2 separate regions of the Homo sapiens genome follow, and region 2 is linked to region 1. A link is an interaction called in ENCODE POLR2A ChIA-PET data of the cell type or tissue named here. Cell type or tissue: PC-3. All regions are shown on one strand. Each heading gives the region's core, and the rest is flanking DNA. Links, peaks and the distances in the headings are about the cores only.

Region 1 (2,905 bases), core at 118-2,617:
CCCAAGAAGCGGAAGGAGAGCTAAGGCCACCACCCATGACATGGCCTGGGAAGGTTAATTGTGAAACCCATTTCTAACACCAAGAGTTCTGGAACACCAAGCAAAATCTTGGAGCGGAACCAAGAGAGGGGAGAGTGGGGAGGGTGAAAGTGGAGGAGAGGAGCCGAGTCCAGCAGGACAAGGAGCTGAATCTGGAAGGTTGTGATGGTGTCATTACTGTGGACAGCCACTGTCACTGCCGGTACCGAGCAGCACAGGAAGACATCAGTTAATTACGCCACAGTGATCAAACTCACAGTCATTAGCTAGCAAGAGCCTGGGGTCACTAGTGGGCTAGGAGGCAAGGCACTTCAGGTGACAACCTAAAGGGACCAGAAGTACAACTTCCTCATCCCTTGAGTCACCAGACTCTTGAGTCACCCAAAGTCTATTAGCTCCCAGACTGAGACATGATAAATCAATTTTCTAGTTTTCTTCCTCACCCAGCAGATGCATCTTTCCTGCCATTATCTCATTTACGGCTCACCTGGCTTTAAAAGAGGGAAATGGTGCTGTGGAGTGTTAAGATGCTTTTGTATTGTTTGGTCGGTAATTAGTTGAATCATCACAGCACCAAGGGCTTTGAGTGGGCAAATCTGCCCGAAGAACATGACTGGCTGAGAAATGTCAACACCAGGATTTCAGTTAGACCTCGGCCCACGCCTTGAGCGGCCACTAGTAACTGAGTCACCCTCTGGTCCCGTTGAGCATCTGCAGAAGCAGAGATCAATACCCTGGGGAGACAGCACTCAGCACACATCCTCTGTCTCCCGGAAGCAGTGGGCTTGGGGACTCAGGCAGATCACCTGAGGTCAGGAGTTCGAGACCAGCCTGGCCAACATGGCGAACGCCATCTCTACTAAAATACAAAAATTAGCCAGGGGTGGTGGCTCATGCCTGTAATCCCAGCTACTCGGGAGGCTGAGGCAGGAGAATCGCTTGAATCTGGGAGGTGGAGTTTGCAGTGAGCTGACATCATGCCATTGCACTCCAGCTTGGGTGTCAAGAGCAAGACTCTGACAAAAAAAAAAAAAAAAAAAAAAGAAAAGAAAATAGAGAAGAGACTTCCCACTGCCCCCTTGTCTTTCAGAGCTTCTTTCTCTGCTTTTTCCAAATACATATAAATCTTTAAAATGGCTAAAAAGCCTCTCTGCAGTCTCAAAACTCCACCTGGGAACTGTGTTTTTGAAATGGAAACATCCTTGAAGATAACTCTAGCTCCCACTCCCCAGGAGAGGGTGAAGAGTCTAACGTGGGTGGGCGCCTTGCTCCAGTTTGCAAAACTAGCTCCCATCTTAAAGATGTGTGAGAAGGTTGCTTTTCTTAGGGTTAAAGCCAACACAAGTGGTCTCCCGGTTATGATGCTAGAGTGAGGATGTACACTGTGATCAAAGGCACCATCAGCTCCTCTCATTGGTAAGGACTGGTGATGGTTTGTGCTGAGAACTGTGTGGAATGGGCCGGGCCTGCCGGGCTGCAGAAGGGCTGAGAGGCCTTCCTGTCTTTGCAATCTCTCAGCGGATTGCCTGGGGCACGTGCCATATTCTGGTTTGATGCTTGTTCAAGAATAAATCTGTCTTCTTCCTCTGCTACCCTTATGGAGAGATTTTCTGGGTAATGAAAAGATTTCGGGTTTTTCTAAAAATTATATTTCTCCAACAGTAACAACTGCTCTGGTGGGAGTAGCATCACTCAGACGTGGGCATCTGACCCTGTGTGGGCACCAGTCATCAGGATTATCACATTACTTAGATATGTACGGACAGAATACTAGGTAGGAACCCCTTGAGCTTTCAACTCGCGACAATACCAAAGTTTAGAGTTTACAAATGCAATACAGACACTAGCTAGGGATTAAAGCAAACCAACAAAATATGTCACTGGTGACACTTTTATGGGAAACCGTCAGTGTCTGTAGCCCGAGCACACACGAATGGCCCCAGGGCCGGCCCTTGGGAGTGAGGGGGCGGAGGGTGCGTGCCAGGGCCGTTTCCTCTCCCGTCTCCCATCTCAGCCCCTTAGAAACTTCCTTCCTACCACATGCTTGTGCCATCTTGGGCCTTGTCTGGGCTTGAACAATATCTACAGGAAGTCTTTACCCCTCGTCGGGAAAGCTGTGACTGTCAATACAAATGCAAAGGCAGGCAATGCACAGCTGCCTGACCCCTCAGATGAGCTGTGATAAAATACGATTCCTGAGAAAGCTCAGGCCCTGAGGGCATGGCTGGGAGTCTTGGGGTTGATGGGCAGATTGAGAGTGCTTCCTCCTGGGGTCCCACCACAGCCACTTCACAAAGGCCCCTCTAAGAGTCTGCCTGGGTTTTCTCTGAAGTACAGGATCGCTGCTGCATTTGGAGCTTCTTTCTGCTGCTTAATTTCCTCCATATAAAGATGCATGGGAAACAATCTAGGTGAAATATTAGTTGAGGTTGTCACATTGAATAATTCAAACAAAGCTGTTGGAACTTTAAATTCTGAGTCTTGAGAGGACATGTTTCACAGCTGAAACTTCTACTTTTTTTTTCCCTGTGAATAATTAAGACCAAACAGGATTGGAGATAAGGGCCCCCCAGGTCACTGTTCCTTTGCAAGGTTGTGATCCTGCTACAATTTCTACATAGGTGAAAACTTCACTAGTCCACTTTGGGCCCCATTTGTTTGAAGTCTGTGTTTCTGGGTGGCCACTGTCAAGCTTTTGTTCTGATAAACTTGATATACTAATACTTATTTATATTTTCTGAATCTCATTATTTAGGGTTGGCAAAGTAAATACAAGTTAATAGGAATAAATAAAGAGAAACAATTCCACAGGCAGGATATACAAACATGAACTAGAGAATAATTCCAAGCAGGTATAAAGGATAAT
Region 2 (2,905 bases), core at 284-2,783, 120 kb after region 1:
TCCATGGATGCAGAACCCATGGATACGAGGTCGACTGTAATAGAAACTTTCAATACCAAGGAATGCATCTGCCTAGCGATTTTGCGAAAAAGAGTGTATTTGTATTTGAAAGAAACCGTGGAGTGGAAACACCTAAAACGTGCTTGTTCAGTTAACCTCAGTTTGCTGAGCTGCTTGGAGCATGGGGTTGTAATCAAAGATTGTCTTCTTCGCAGCAGACAATGTTCTGGGAGAAATAGTCCTCCTTAGTGCTGAAGTTGCAGACTCTAACCAAGGGGGTGGCAGCAAGTATCCCCGGTCTCTGTAGGGGCTTGAGTCAACGCCTGCACTGTGCAGAGAGGATGAGGGCAGAGAATTGGATGCCGCTGGAGGGGCGTGTTGTCCTTCTACATGTCATGCAGGCAGCGCGGTTCTATACTCGGAGCCTCTGCTCAGCGTGTCTTCACCTAAGAACCCCATAATTCAGGTTCCATCCTTGTTCCCTACTCCAGTGCTCTGCAAGTGAGCCCTTTGGTTTAGAGATGGGTTGGGCTTCTTTATGGGAGAGGAAGGGAGCCCTGGAGCTGCAGAGGGGAGCAGGCATTCTCTCTGGGGTGCTGTCTCCTTTCTTCCCTAAATTGGAGGGAGATAATCCATGGAAAGGAGTTAATGATTTCTTTGCTCTTCAAACTTGGTTTGGAAGGATCTCTCAGTCAAAAAGAACCTTTCGGATGTCTCTTGATATTTCACATTAATGGACTTTTCATAAGGACCACATGATGGGAGAGCAGTGAGAAGTTTGGGGATGGCCAAAGCTGGGTTGTCATTTGAGCTCTGTTACTAACCCAGACTGGACAATGACGATGTCACTTACTCTCTCGGAACTTCTTTTCTTTTCTTCTTTTCTTTTCTTTTTTTCTTTTTTCTCTTCTCTTCTCTTCTCTTCTCTTCTCTTCTCTTCTTTTCTTTTCATTTCTTTTCTTTCTTTCCTTTTTCTCTTTTTTGGAGTCTCACTCTGTTGCCCAGGCTAGAGTGCAGTGGCGCCATCTCGGCTCACTGCAACCTCTGCCTCCTGGGTTCAAGCAATTGTCCTGCCTCAGCCTCCCAAATAGCTGGGACTACAAGCGCCTGCCACCATGCCTGGCTAATTTTTATATTTTTAGTAGAGATTTAGTAGGGGTTTCACCATGTTGGCCAGGCTGGTCTCCAACTCCTGACCTTGTGATCTGCCTGCCTTAGCCTCCCGAAGTGCTGAGATTACAGGCATAAGCCACCGTGCCCAGCCTGTTTCTTTCATCTGTAAAATGGGACCACAATTTCACCTAATAAAAGAAGACATCTTTCTATTTAAAAGGGCTTAGGGTGTTGATGTTTGTGATAAAGGAGAGAATGTATATTGAAGTGTTTTGAAATGTGCAAAGCTTTCTAGAAACAGAAGTTCTTACTCAAGTATTTTCCCGAAGCTTTGGCAAGATAACCATTTTTATTACCCCGTCTGTGCCTAGAATGGGCCTATAAGCGCCACAATCAGAATCATTAGATATAGAAATTAAGAGAAATGTAGCCTCCTTTTTTTTGCCGGTGAACAGAGCTTTGGTTAACAGAAAACCAAGGCGATTTTAATTGCTGGTTTTTCTATTTGAAGGGGGAAGTTATTAGTAGAAGTCTCAATTCAGAAACTTCAAGAAGAAATGGGAGGGTGTGGTGAGGGTAAGCGGGGGACTGCATTTCCTGTTTTCCTTTCAGATGGTGTTGGAAAACATTGCAGGAAAACCATGGATACCCACGAAGAAATTCCAAAATTTATTCTTTTTGACGCCAAGGGCCCAGCCCAAAAGGTGACGAGTAGGAGTGGTCAATTTTTTTTTTTAAGAGTTGGGGCTTGCAGGAGTCCAGCTAAACGCTTGTAGGGTGAAGACAGAATTCAGAGGGTGACATCAGCCTGAGCGGGGGCCAGAAGAAACAGAGTGGAGGAGTCTGGTTTCATTTACAGTTTTGGGTCAGTTCTGCAGTGAGGAGGGGGAGAGGAGGGGTCCGGGAGGGAGGAGGAGGAGGAGGAGGAGCTGGAGGAAGCCCTGACTGGTATCCCTGGCCCCAGTCCAGTTTGGAGCTCAGTCTTCCACCAAAGGCCGTTCAGTTCTCCTGGGCTCCAGCCTCCTGCAAGGACTGCAAGAGTTTTCCTCCGCAGCTCTGAGTCTCCACTTTTTTGGTGGAGAAAGGCTGCAAAAAGAAAAAGAGACGCAGTGAGTGGGAAAAGTATGCATCCTATTCAAACCTAATTGAATCGAGGAGCCCAGGGACACACGCCTTCAGGTTTGCTCAGGGGTAAGTGTGATTTCTCTTCTGTTTTTCCAGGTTTGGGGCTAGAAGGAAATGCTCTTAACCTGAAGTGATCCTTTCTAGGTAGCGTTAGTGGCTCTTACGTTCATGCTGATCGCCAGTTTTCTGTACATGTTTTAGGTCTCTGGAAGATTCCGCTGATTTTTCTTTCTCACTTTATGGCAATGGGATTTCCTTAAATTGGTTAAGGTCATGATTGCCTAAGAGTGTGAGCACTTTTCCACCGCGTGTCTGTGGCTGCTACACGCGCCCTGTGCATTCCGGGCGGCAGTGTGTTTCGGCCCATGATTTATTTAAGTTACTGCCGCCTTCTAAAACCCATTCGGGATCCGCTTTGTTTGCAGAAGCGTCTTTGCTGAGGACTAGCATAGCTCCCTGCCGGGCGGCTCCGCTGGGAGATGTTCTCTGAGCTCTCTGGGTGGTGACACTAGGTCAGGGTGCAACAACCTGCATGGGTTTTCTGCCCAGGGCCGCCCATGGGAAGGTCCTGGTGGAGCACATTTGCTGCTTTCACAAGATTGGAGTAACTCTGGTGCTCAGGATCAGGGCCAAGTAAAGGGTCGCTCAGTCATTGCCGTCAAGCTTT

What was found. Peaks named below come from ENCODE experiments on the same cell type or tissue, not always from the same donor. Only the 100,000 strongest peaks of a DNase experiment are listed, where the experiment ranks them.
Region 2: POLR2A ChIA-PET joins it to region 1 with 11 read pairs; 2 of 35 experiments call an interaction of 5 or more read pairs at or near these places.

The regions. Positions count from the first base shown.
Region 1 is chr2:237,531,568-237,534,472 of GRCh38, reverse strand. The region is part of intron 8 of MLPH (melanophilin); the gene reads right to left. Among named protein-coding and RNA genes, the nearest start is that of MIR6811, 22 kb to the right of the region's middle. In PC-3, for the core only: no CTCF peak of the experiment used is centred there; no DNase peak of the experiment used is centred there.
Region 2 is chr2:237,413,352-237,416,256 of GRCh38, reverse strand. COL6A3 (collagen type VI alpha 3 chain) reads left to right here and starts at 2,093. Exons shown (of 44, transcript NM_004369.4): 1 at 2,093-2,304. In PC-3, for the core only: no CTCF peak of the experiment used is centred there; no DNase peak of the experiment used is centred there.